2 separate regions of the Homo sapiens genome follow, and region 1 is linked to region 2. A link is a contact called in ENCODE POLR2A ChIA-PET data. All regions are on one chromosome and are shown on one strand. The core of a region is the stretch at or near the end of the contact, and the rest is flanking DNA. Distances in the headings are between cores, read along the strand shown. Region 1 has its middle 21 kb from the start of SOS1. Region 2 holds the start of KIF3C (kinesin family member 3C).

Region 1 (6,719 bases), core at 2,416-4,915, about 13 Mb before region 2:
CCACTGCACTCCAGCCTGGGCAAAAAGAGCGAAATTCCATCTTAAAAATAAATAAATAGGCCAGGCGAGGTGCCTCACGCCTGTCATCCCGGCACTTTGGGAGTCCGAAACGGGCGGATCATGAGATCAGGAGATCGAGACCATCCTGGCTAACACGGCGAAACCCCGTCTCTACTAAAAATACAAAAACAAAATTAGCCGGGCGTGGTGGCGGGCGCCTGTGGTCCCAGCTACTCAGGAGGCTGAGGCGGGAGAATGGCGTGAACCCGGGAGGCGGAGCTTGCAGTGAGCCGAGATCGCGCCACTGCACTCCAGCCTAAGCGACAGAGCGAGACTCCCTCTTGAAAAAAAAATAATAAAATAAAATAATAAATGGATAATCACACAGTAATTCAAATCCCTCTTGCAGGGGGATAAGAGAAATGTCAGGGAAAGCTTGAGGGCTACATAACAAATACAAGTGTGGTAAGTTGCTCAACATCATTAGTCATTAGGGAAATGAAAATCAAAAGCACAATGAAATGCCTCTTCACACATACATTAGGATGGCTATTATAAAAAAATGGAAAATAACAAGTGTTGGCTATGATGTGGAGAGAATGGAATTATCATGCATTACTGGTGGGAATGTAAAGTGGTGCTGTGGAAAACTTTGGTAGCTTCTCAAAAAGTTAAACATAGAATTACCATACAATCTAGCAATTCCACTTTTAGATACATATCCAAAGGTTTTGAAAGCATAAATTCAAACAGATACTTATATATTAATGTTCATATTAGCATTATTCACAATATCCAAAAGGTGGAAAGTAACCAAATGTCCATCAACAGATGAATGAATAAACAAAACATGATACATGCATATTAGGAATATTATTCAGCTTTAAAAAGGAAGGAAATCCTGACGCATACTAAAACAGGGATAAACTTTGAAAACATCATGCTAAGTGCAAGAAGTCAGACACAAAAGGACAACTATTATATTATTCCAGTTATATGAGGTACCTAGAACAGTCAAATTATTAGAGACAGAAAGTATAATAGTGGTTAACAGGGGCTGGGGGAAGGGAGGTAAGAAGTTTTTGTTGAATGCATACAGAGTATCAGTCTGGGATGATGAAAAAGTTCTGGAAATGGATAATGGTGATGGTTGCACAACACTGAATTCATTTAATGCCACTGAATTGCACACTTAAGATGGTTAAATGGTAAATTTTATGTATATTTTACCACTATTTTTTTAAAAGCAGAAAAAGGAACAAACTGTGAATATAATCAACCACATACATGAAAGATTTGCTATGTCAGATAAATGATGTTGAGTGAAAGAATCCAGGCACAAAAAGAGTCATGATTCCATTTATAAGTCTGAAATAGGTATATTTATTGTTAAATACAACTTATAGGAGGCGATTGGTTTAGACTGAGCTCCTGCACTAGGCCCCAATAGAGCAAATCAAAATGCAGTCATTCCTGCTAAAGTTTCATGTCACCAAATGAAATTGTTTATCCGATCTTCCAAGAAATCAGGAGAGAGAGAGAGAATAGCCAAATCCCTAAACAGGCCAGTTTTAGCCTAGTATGTAAGAAAGTCTCCTCAGTTTTAACCCTATAAGGAAAGAAACTTTAAGGCGATCAATCTGCTTTTTGTTCCCTATTTCTGCTTTCTTCAGCCCTTTTCTGCCCATAAAGCCAACTTCCTCTGCTCAGCTCATTGGAGCCTTTTCTGAATTTTTAGAGAAGATCTTCCCGTGGTTCACAAATCACAAATAGAAGCCAATTAGATTATTTAAATTTGTTGTAATTTTGTCTTTTGACACTAACTTACAGTGATAGACATCAGAAGAGTGGTTGTATTTAGGCTGGGGCAAGTAAGGTTGATTGGAAAGGGGCATAAGGAGGGTGTCCCTTGAGAGTGATGAAAATGTTCTATATATTTATTGGGGTGGTGGTTACCATTGGTGGTGTATACAGTTGTCCAAACTCATGGAACTGTACACCTAGTATCTGTGCAGTCTATATAAAGGATATGCCAATTAAAAGCAAACAAACAAAACAGTATGATGCAAAAAACAAAACCAAAGTAAAAATTTTTTTTAGTTAGAAGTAAGAGCTATTGTAAAATAAAATGATAGAATGCAATTCTGCTTCAAGACTTTAGGTTTTTCTGAGTAGCCAGAGCTCATTTCTTCACTGGTCAGTCGAACCAACATGAAAAATCCACAACTCTCAAGACGAACTTAAAATATTTTGCCATTATTTCTTGGGGCTTTTTTTGTTTTGTTTTAGCTTTCTTCTTTTTTTTCTTTTTTTGAGACAGAGTCTTGCTCTGTCACCGAGGCTGGAGTGCAGTGGTGCAATCTCAGCTCACTGCAGCCTCCGCCTCCTGGTTTCAAGCGATTCTCCTGCCTCAGTCTCCTGAATAGCTGGGATTACAGGTGTGTGCCACCATGCCTGGCTCATTTTTGTATTTTTAGTAGAAATGGGGTTTCACCATGTTGGCCAGGCTGGTATTGAACTTCTGATCTCAAGTGATCCGCCTGCCTTGGCCTCCCAAAGTGCTGGTATTCCAGGCATGAGCCACCGAACCCGGCCTTGTTTTAGCTGTTAATATAAGTTAACATTAATCAGGAAAAGGGCTTTAATCTCCTCAACTCCCAAGTATTGCTTTCCCAAGCATCTCCTTTATGGTCTATGTATTCTTGACAATTTTCTGATTTTAGAAAAATACTCCCCTTACATACTCTATGGTAGTCTACTCAATGAGATATTAATTTTGGTAAATACAAATTTGGTGACAAAAAGATTCTGCTTGGTTTTCTGCTGAAAAAGACACAAGCAATTGATTAAATCATCAACGCAAACTGAAATGTAAATCCCCAACCAAACCTTCTCGGAACCACACCCAACTTTCTGGGTAGTAGGGCAGAGCCTGGAGAAATAGGTCAGCCAGGGCTGCAGGGAGCTAGAAAGATAGATGAAAGAGGGAGGATCCCATTCATTTTCAGTGCCATCCACTGTTTTAGGAGCATTACTGTAATTATGTCATTTAAAGAATACAAATAAGAGTATGGAAAAGGGATTTGGGATTCGAACAGAGGTCAAAAAATTCCTTGCCTGTCTTTATCCAGCAAGTACAAAAACATTTCTTGGCAGAAGCTGACAATGACAGATTCCAGGACGGCCTGGGTAGAGGTGGCTGCCAAGAACAGTCACCTCTTAGGAAGTCTAACACCTCCCCCCACCCCAAACAGGTGGCCGGGTCTTTGTAAGACTTGGCTAAACAGCCGATATAAGAAAGTGTGTGTTTAATTTTGGAGAAAGGGCCTGCTGTTTTATATGATTATTTTTAATTAGCTATTTTCTGAGGTTTGATTAAATTTGGAAATAATTGCATCTTGGGAACTATTCCAGAACCTCAGATTGTAAACCTAGGGCTGCCTCAGGAATTTGGGGATGGGTTGTCACCCTCTGACCAATTGCCAGTCCTGAAAACAAGCATCCTTTGTCTATAGAAGAGGTCGTGGCCATGCAAATTTTTCTAGTTCTTCTCTGCCTGGAAAGAGAATCCCATCTGGCTGACTTCTCTTTTTTCTCTATTTTCTTGTATGAAATATGCAAAACACAAATGCATGAGCCACCAGAGCAGCAGACTATGTCGCCTGAATATTGCAGATAAAATGGAAACATGACAAGAAGTTAAAATTTGCCCTTGGAAAAAGCATGCAAAATACACTTTATTTGCATAATGACATTACAACACTTTTAATACATCCAGAAGGGGAAGTCAAGTAAATTATGGGGGAAAAAAGAAAATTGCCAGTTTGAAAAAATTCAGTCATAAATAAACTGTAAAGAGAAATCATTTAAGGATCTAGAATATTTAAAACTGGGATGTGAACTCACTGTTTTATAAATAGAAAAACCTGTTTCATTTTTTGTTTGAGACGGAGTCTTGCTCTGTCACCCAGGCTGGAATGCAGTGGTGCGATCTCAGCTCACTGCAACCTCCGCCTCCCAGGTTCAAGCCATTCTCCTGCCTCAGCCTCCCAGGGAGCAGGGACTACAGGCATGCGCCACCACGCCTGGCTAATTTTTTTTTTTTTGTATTTTTAGTAGAGACGAGGTTTCACTATATTGGCCGGGCTGGTCTCGAACTCCTGACCTCAAGTGATCCACCCGCCTTGGCCTCCCAAAGTGCTGGGATTACAGGCGTGAGCCATGGTGCCTGGCCAAAAAAACCTGTTTCTTTGTAGTGTTAAGATTATGTGTCTGACCCATTTCTGTTTATCACTTTGCAATTTACAAAGCACTTTTACACCCATTATACTATCTGATACTCATGACAATCTATGAGTTAGGTAGGGCAACTATTATTAGACCTGGTTTATACATGAAGAAACTGAAGTTCAGAACAGTGTTGTTCAAGGTCATACATGAGCTTTAATTGGAACCCACGTGCAGGTCTTGACTTTCAAAACTCCTGGACTCTTTACACAATATCCCACTGCTTCTATTCTCTTCCTGAAAATATTACGAAACTAAATAAGTTAACCATAGGGCAAACTCCTTAGTTAATTATATTTACAAGCACAAATTTAGAAAGGCTTTATAGTGTGGTCGTGAAGACCATGGAATGTGAAACCACTGCTTAGCTGTGTGACCTGGTGTAAACTACTAAACCTTCTATGCCTCAGTTTACTCTTCTGTAAGATAGGAATAATAAAAGCCCTTATCTAATCCAGGTTTCCAAAGCAACATGTGAGTTAATACATGTTAAGCACTTGGTACAGTTCCCGGTTCACAGTAATCACTTAATAAGTGCAAGGTATTATTGTTTTTGCAAATTAATTTTTGTGTTTAGGTTACTCCAATAAGAGTAACTGAGATATTTTAAGTAGCTTTGTATGTGTTGTATTACATAGATCCTAAAACTATACAAAATAAAAACTGAAACCAGATATTTCACTATCTCTAGTTTGCTCTTGCCAACTATAAATATATTTCTCTGTTATCTGATTTGGGATCAGACCTCAGAGTCAAATTAATTCGCCTAAAGTCATAACAAAATACTGTAATTTACATCAACCTTGCATCATCCTAGTCTAAGAATCACAGAGACTTCAATGTAATTTGGAACAGCCTTTTGCCCTTTCCAAAAAAATGCTCAAACACTTCGCTTGCTCAAGAACATTTATTATATAGAACATTATTTAGATATCAAGTCCCCTCAGGGAAATATTAAGTAGCAGACTTAGTTTTTACCCTCAAGATACAAGCAAATACACAGTCAAATCATTGAGTCTTTTTGCATCATAATGCAAGGGTGCTCTCAAAAACTCTGGGGCCAGGTGGAAAGAACACAGGAATAGCCTGAAGGGAATTCTATCAGATAAATGAAGAACTAGCTGGACATGAGAAAGAATGGTGGCATTCAAGAATTAGCAACTGAGTTTCCAATGTCTATGAATCCATAGTGATGGGGGTGGTGATGGGGGAGAGGGGGGATAAAGAGAAAGGAAGGCTTTTCTATATAGAAGAATGGCAGCTAATAAACATTCAATGAATACTGGAAATTCACCATTTTGCAACCCCAGTGTTATAATTAATTAAAGCAAGAGTTATCTAAACCTGTGGTTCTCAAATGTCAGTGTGCATCAGAATCACCTAGAGGCTTGTTAAAACAGAGATTACTGGATGCCACCCCAGAGTTTCTAATTCAGCAGGTCTGAAGTGGAACCCAATAATTTGCTTTTCTATCAAACTCCCAGATTATGCCAGTTCCAGAACAACACTTTGAGAACCACTTATCTAAACAATCAGGTGATGGGTTATTGAAGAACAGGATATTCACACAAACAACTGTTCTTCTTTTTCTTCTTCTTCTTTTAATGTAATACTGTTTAACTTCAAAAACATTCCAGCATTCTAAACTAAACAAAACAAAAATAACAGAACGTGCAAATCGAGTTTACGTACAGAAGGTTCTTGAACTTTCATTGATGGCAGTGACTCTTCACTTTGCTGACAATGAAGAGTTCTACAGTTTGTTTAACAAACACTTTGAAAACTATCACACTTAGGCTGGGCGCGGTGGCTCACGCCTGTAATCCTAGCACTGTGGGAGGCCAAGGCAGGTGGATCACGAGGTTAGGAGTTCAAGACCAGACCAGCCTGGCCAATATGGTGAAACCTCCTCTCTACTAAAAACACAAAAATTACCTGGGCATGGTGGCAGTCACCTATAATCCCAGCTACTCGGGAGGCTGAGGCAGAGAATTGCTTAAACCTGGGAGGTGGAGATTGCAGTGAGCCGAGATTGCGCGAGTGCGCTCCAGCCTGGGCAACAGAGCGAGATTCCATCACAAAAAAAAAAAAAAAAGGCCGGGTGCAGTGGCTCACACCTGTAATTCCAGCACTTTGGGAGGCTGAGGCAGCAGATCACCTGAGGTCAGGAGTTCGAGACCAGCCTGACCAACATGGAGAAACCCATCTCTACTAAAAATACAAAATTAGCCGGGCGTGGTGGTGCATGCCTGCAATCCCAGCTATGCAGGAGTCTGAGGCAGGAGAATTGCTTGAACCCGGGAGGCGGAGGTTGTGGTGAGCAGAGATTGCACCTTTGCACTCCAGCCTGGGCAACAAGAGCGAAACTCCGTCTCAAAAAAAAAAAAAATTCCAAACACTTCTTATGTCAACAGACACCGCTAAGTTGGACA
Region 2 (6,573 bases), core at 1,481-3,980:
CTTGAATGCAAAGGACAAGAGAAAAGAAAACTGCTATTTCTGGAGTGCCTCCTATGTCGTAGGAGTTTTTGCATACATTATCTCACTTAATCCTGATGTGTAAGGTAAGCCCTCTTTTTTTTTCAGAGACAGGTTCTCACTCTGTTACCCTAGGCTAGAGTGCAGTGGTACAATCATCGCTCACTGCAGCCCTGAACTTACGGGCTTAAGCGATCCTCCTACCTCAGCCTCCTGAATAGCTGGGATTACAGCTTGAGCCACCACACCTGGTCAATGTAAGCATTCTTATCCTCATTTATTCCACTGAAAAAATAGCTGTTCAGAGAAGTTAAATAATTTCCCCAGGATCACATATCTTTTTTTGTGTGTGTGAGATGGAGTCTTGCTTTGTCGCCAGGCTGGAGTGCAGTGGCGCCATCTAGCCTCACTGCAATCTCTGCCTCCTGGGTTCAAATTATTTTCCTGTCTCAGCCTCTCAAGTAGCTGGGACTACAGGCGTGCACCACCATGCCCAGCTAATTTTTGTATTTTTAGTAGAGATGAGGTTTCATGATGTTGGCCAAGATGGTCTCGATCTCTTGACCTCATGATCCACCCGCCTCGGCCTCCCAAAGTGCTGGGATTATAGGCGTGAGCCACCGCGCCTGGCCTAGGATCACACATCTTGTAAGCAACGCGATTCCAATCTCCCTCTCACACAAGAGGATCTGGGTAAGTCCCCTGCCAGGTGGTGACATCAAGTGGGGAGAACAGGGTGAGAATCCCTTTTATCCAGCGCTGTAGTGTCAGATACATTAGCCTAAGCAGAGAAAGGGTATTCAAAACCCAAAGCCGAATGCAACCAGAAAATAGTTGAAGAACTAAAGGCTCCATCCAGAAATCATGTTGTGAGAGCCAAGAGGGGTTAGTCTACGGAGCCAAAACCCCACCCCGTAATTGGTCCAAAAGCCATGTTAATCATAAGCAGTGGAGCTTAATCAAGGAGAGGGTGGAGGGAGGCCAGGGAGCTTCAGAAGCGGGCAAGCTCTCAGCTAAGTCTCAAGCCTCTAGTCCAGCTCACGCTAAAGTTCTGGGATGGGGAAGAGTTAAGGAGGTAAATTTTGTTGAGTTGGAAAACTAAACAATTGGGTCCTCTAGAGGATAACATGCTTGGAAATGTTTTGTGGAAAGACTCTTCTGGTGCCTCTGTGAAGAAGGGTCTCCAGGTTTCAGATAACAGCACCTCTCAATCTGGTTCTCATATGGAGAGTAAAGACAGACAGCTTGGGCTCAGTCCACAGACTCAACTGCCCTCTGCAGAGTGGACCATGGATAGGACTCTGGCTTGGTCCTTGGCCTTGTGGAATTACACTTTATTTGTATCCTACAGGAAAAAAAAAAAAGATTAAGACTCCCATAGAGGAACACCAAGCACAGACATGGTCTATCCAGGATACTCAAGGAAGCAGGAGCTGTCAGGCAATCCAAGCCAGGGCAGGACTTCTCATGGTACAGTACTTCATGATTCATTATTTCATTTGAGCCTCCCAACCATTCCATGAAGTAGTTGTTAATTATTTCTTTCCCGCCTCGAATTTTTAAAAAAATAAATGAGGAAACTAAGGCTGGAGCAAGGGGAGTGACTGCTCAAAGCCACTCCATTGGATGGCCATCAGAACTGGAACTTCAATCCAGGTTTTGTCTTAGGTAAATTCTGTGCCTCTTTCACTATAGAAAAAAAAAAATTGCTAAGGGAAGGCTTCGTGGAGGAGGAGGTGCTTGAACTGCCCAAGTGGCAGGGCACTAAGTGCCGAAGGGTGACCAGGCCTCTGGGCAAAAGCACAAAGATGCTGCACAGCAAAGCCAGTTAAAGAAACAAAACACGGTTCCGGGAATGTGCACTGCTTGAGGACAGGAAGGACCCAGATCCTAGAATGGGGCCTGGGGCTCAGCAGGCGCTGGATAACTGAAGAAATGGCTGTCTGGAACACAGATTTTTCTATAGAGGAGTAGTGGCGGTGAGGCTGCGAAGGCGGAAGATGGAGAGGCTTTCACACAAGGAAGGCGGTGGAGGAGGAGCGAGGGGGCTCCCGGGTGCTTGTGCGGACATAAGGTGCGAGAGAATCAGCTGGAAGGTGGGCTCCAGCAGAGAGAAGAGGAAGGCCAGAAGTAGACCGGGACAGGGGGAGGAAAGGACAGAGTCAAGGAACATTTAGGAGTTCGGTTCCCGGAGGCCTGGCGACACCCTGACGGGGAGGGGTGACGCGCACCCATTTGCAGGCAGAAAGGCAGGAGCAGGGGGGTGTCCGAGGATGGTGGCTCGGAGGGACCAGGCATAGGTGGTGCAAGCTCAGCAGTCACTCAAGGGGTGGCATGCGGATGAGGGAGGCGCCTCCCGGACTGGGGGACCGGGAAAGGCATTAGCAACCTGCCAGAACCCGGTTAACAAAGGCAGGACTACAATTCCCGGCATGCTCGGGCTCGGTGGGGTGACGGCGGGCGGTGGCTGCGCTGCACCCGACTGGTGGGCGCAGGACCTGGGTCGGCACCGGAGCCTGTCATCCCGGAGCGGTCGGCGGGGGTGCAGAGACGGCGATGCGCCCCTGTCCCCCGCACCCGGGCCGCTCCGGGCTCGCGCCTCCCGCCCCGCGGCCCCGCCCCCTGCCCCACCCCAGTCGGGAGGCTTAGCTGGGGCCGCAGCGCGGCGGCAACATCACTCTCGCTGCCGCTGCTCCGCCCCATCCCCTTCTGTTTTTCTCTCTCATTCTCCAGTGGCGGCGGCGGGGAAGGCGGAGGCAGAGGCAGCAGCAGCCGCGCTGGCTGCAATGAATGATCCCCCAGCTTGGGGGGAGGACTCCAGGTGAGCCTCTGCCCTCGGGAGGCCCGGGACCCCCGGCCGCCCACGACCGGCAGCCCACGCTATGGATCCCTAGAGGAAGGAGGAGAAGACAGCTCGCCGCCCACCCCCATCCCATTTTCCTCTTCCTTTATCTCATTGTTGCCGAAGCTGTTTACGGCAGCGCTCCCTCTGCTCCTGCATGGGGCGGGCTCCGGGCACGGCTGCTCGGCAGGCGCTGCTCCCGCGGCGACTGGGGGATTCTGCCTAATTCACCTCCCAGCCGGTGCAGAGAGGACCGGAGAGCGGTGGAGGCCCGGACTGCAGCAGCGTTGGGGCCACCTCCCAGCGTCCCCACCCTAGGAGGCTGCATGCGGATTGAAGAGCTGCGCCTGGGGGCTGGGCCGGCCCCGCTGATCCCGACCTAGCGAGCAGGATAGCAGGACCGCCCAGGCTGCGGAGGGGCTCGGGGGCAGGAAGGTCAGAGCAGCAAGATGGCCAGTAAGACCAAGGCCAGCGAGGCCCTCAAGGTGGTGGCCCGGTGCCGCCCCCTCAGCAGGAAGGAGGAGGCTGCTGGTCACGAGCAGATCCTGACCATGGACGTGAAACTGGGCCAGGTGACCCTGCGGAACCCCCGCGCCGCCCCGGGGGAGCTGCCCAAGACCTTCACCTTTGACGCCGTGTATGATGCCAGCTCCAAGCAGGCCGACCTGTATGACGAAACCGTGAGGCCCCTGATAGACTCCGTGCTCCAGGGTTTCAATGGCACGGTGTTTGCCTATGGCCAGACGGGCACTGGCAAGACCTATACCATGCAGGGGACCTGGGTGGAGCCCGAGCTGCGCGGGGTCATCCCGAATGCCTTTGAGCACATCTTCACCCACATCTCCCGCTCCCAGAACCAACAGTACCTGGTCCGGGCCTCCTATTTGGAGATCTACCAGGAAGAGATTCGAGACCTGCTCTCCAAGGAGCCGGGCAAGAGGCTAGAGCTGAAAGAGAACCCCGAGACTGGCGTCTACATCAAGGACCTCTCCTCCTTCGTCACCAAGAATGTCAAGGAGATTGAGCATGTGATGAACCTGGGGAACCAGACCCGGGCTGTGGGCAGCACCCACATGAATGAGGTCAGCTCCCGCTCCCATGCCATCTTCATCATCACTGTGGAGTGCAGCGAACGTGGCTCTGATGGCCAGGACCACATCCGAGTGGGCAAGCTCAACCTCGTGGACCTGGCTGGCAGCGAGAGGCAGAACAAGGCAGGCCCCAACACAGCGGGAGGGGCAGCCACACCATCCTCGGGTGGCGGTGGTGGCGGTGGAGGCAGTGGTGGTGGTGCTGGTGGAGAGAGGCCTAAGGAAGCCTCCAAAATCAACCTCTCATTATCTGCCCTGGGCAACGTGATTGCTGCCCTGGCGGGCAACAGGAGCACCCACATTCCCTACCGGGACTCCAAGCTGACCCGGCTGCTCCAGGACTCCCTGGGGGGGAATGCCAAGACCATCATGGTAGCCACACTGGGGCCAGCTTCTCACAGCTACGATGAGAGCCTCTCCACCTTGCGCTTTGCCAACCGAGCCAAGAACATCAAGAACAAGCCCCGGGTGAACGAGGACCCCAAGGACACACTGCTGCGGGAATTCCAAGAGGAGATTGCCCGCCTGAAGGCCCAGCTGGAGAAGAGGGGGATGCTGGGGAAGCGGCCCCGGAGGAAGAGCAGCCGCAGGAAGAAGGCCGTGTCCGCCCCGCCTGGGTACCCTGAGGGCCCAGTGATTGAGGCCTGGGTGGCAGAAGAGGAGGATGACAACAACAACAACCACCGCCCGCCCCAGCCCATCCTGGAGTCAGCCTTGGAGAAGAACATGGAGAATTACCTGCAGGAACAGAAGGAGCGGCTGGAGGAGGAGAAGGCAGCCATCCAGGATGACCGCAGCCTGGTGAGCGAGGAGAAGCAGAAGCTGCTGGAGGAGAAGGAGAAGATGCTGGAGGACCTGCGGCGGGAACAGCAGGCCACAGAGCTGCTTGCGGCCAAGTACAAGGTAAGGGCCCCAGAGGAGCTGGGCACTCGAGATGTCCCCGCAGGGGATCCCGGCAAGGAGGCTCTTCTTTGAGAGTCTGTGACCTGGCCTGAAGTGGAGGTTCTCCCTCAGCACCGCACACTGCCCTCCTGCCAAATGTGCCCCCAGAGCAGCCAGGCAAATTGCTGTGATACCGGGCTGCCAGGTACATGCACAGGCACACACACACGAAGCAACGTGGACAGGCGGTCTCTCAAGCCAGTGAGCTTGGGGTGGTCTGACCTGCTGTGGGCATTTCCTGCTGGTGGCCTCAGGATCAGTCAGGTCTGTGGGATGGCCAGGCAGCCTCTTGTGAATGTGGGTTCTTGTTCCTTCACAGCCTCCTCCCCTGAGGCTTCCTCCCTCTGCAGCATCTTCAAACCTCACGTCGTTTTAATAATATCATTTGGTTAGTGCTTCAGTTCAAAAAATGCCCCATATATATGATCCATACATGATCTCATTGGATCCTTTGGCCATCCAGGGTCACAGTTCTGAAATCCCCATTTCAGAGGTGAGGAATTAAAGCTTGGAGAAGTGACGTGACCAAGGTTCCATCCTATGAAGTGGCAGAGCTGAGCTGGAACCCATGGACCTCATGCTGTTTCAGTTCTTAGCTGGGCAAAGTGGGACCATGAACAGATTCTGCTCCCTGGGAAAATGGTCCCCTGGGCCTTACAGTGCAGGAGCCATTGCTTGCTATCATTAGGAAAGAGATTTGGGGGTTATGCAGGAGGTAGGGTGGAAAAAGCACCAAACTCTATACCAGAGACCAAGAGACTGGCCTAGCCATTCTACAGCTCATTGAGTGGCCTTGTGTAAGTTGCTTCTCTCTTTTCTCAGGCCTCAGTTTACCTTTCTGTAAAATAGAGGGTTGGCCTGGGTGATCTCTGAGGCTCTACCTATCTGATAATTCTATGGCCTATATTAATCTGAGCAGCAAGCCAACCGACCCCTGCCCCGAGGCCTCATCACAGTTAATATCCAATTCCCCATAACCCTGAGAGATGTCAGGACCTCAGCATCCTTCCTGAGCTGTTTCCTCACCCCCGGGACCTTCCAGGCTCTAATGGGGCTAACTACAGAGGCCCCTCCCTGTCCAGTCATAGACCTATTAAGTTGCATTGCTGAGGATGCCACAACTCAATGTTCCAGGCATTTCCAGGCCCCTGGAGCCTTCAACACTAGGGGTGGAAGGAAGGACACAGGAAGCCATGAGCTTGCTGGGAAGAGCAAAATATTGCCATTTCTTATTCCTTCTCAGGAATGTGGGCTGGGGAGCAGGGGGGCCCAGCCTACAGCCACTGGGAGAGTGACAGATGAGCTGTATGCCATTGTCTGTTTTGGGAATGTGCTGCTGCAGCAGGGGCTCTGGCCTTACATATTTAATATTTAATTCACTTCTTTGAGCCCAGGAAGAGTTATGCTGAGCTGTTTCCTCAAGGAAAGGATCAGGGGCCTGGAACCTTTAGGGACATCCTGAGAGAAGCAAGATATTAGAGGCAGGGCCGTTAGATTGAAGCCCTCCCTAGGAGGGAGGGAATCCAGTGTTTGCTTACCTGGTCAATCTGCCATTGATTTTGCTAAGAAGACCCCCCACCTCCCTGAAAGCTGGAAGGCAACAAAGGCTAAGAAGGGAGGAAAATGCAATAACACACTTCGGCTGCCTGAGGGATGGGGTGAAGGTTTCCGTTGTTGGGA

What was found. ChIA-PET counts read pairs that join two places held with the same protein, here RNA polymerase II (POLR2A).
Region 1: POLR2A ChIA-PET joins it to region 2 with 16 read pairs in activated T-cell. The contact joins the enhancer-like site here to the promoter of KIF3C in region 2. POLR2A ChIA-PET finds 5 or more read pairs at or near these places in 2 of 52 experiments (A673 and activated T-cell).

What each region holds. Positions count from the first base shown.
Region 1 is chr2:39,138,382-39,145,100 of GRCh38, reverse strand. No RefSeq gene overlaps it. Among named protein-coding and RNA genes, the nearest start is that of SOS1, 21 kb to the right of the region's middle. RefSeq lists a silencer at 2,845-3,029 and a cis regulatory region at 2,773-3,225. Within about 2 kb of position 3,665, at least 5 of the 41 ENCODE cell types and tissues checked have a DNase peak (open chromatin) inside an H3K27ac peak, as active enhancers do.
Region 2 is chr2:25,978,654-25,985,226 of GRCh38, reverse strand. KIF3C (kinesin family member 3C) reads left to right here and starts at 2,730. Exons shown (of 8, transcript NM_002254.8): 1 at 2,730-4,854. The coding sequence starts at 3,310. RefSeq lists silencers at 2,482-2,651, 2,792-2,951 and enhancers at 2,941-3,450, 3,451-3,959, 4,469-4,977, 4,978-5,487.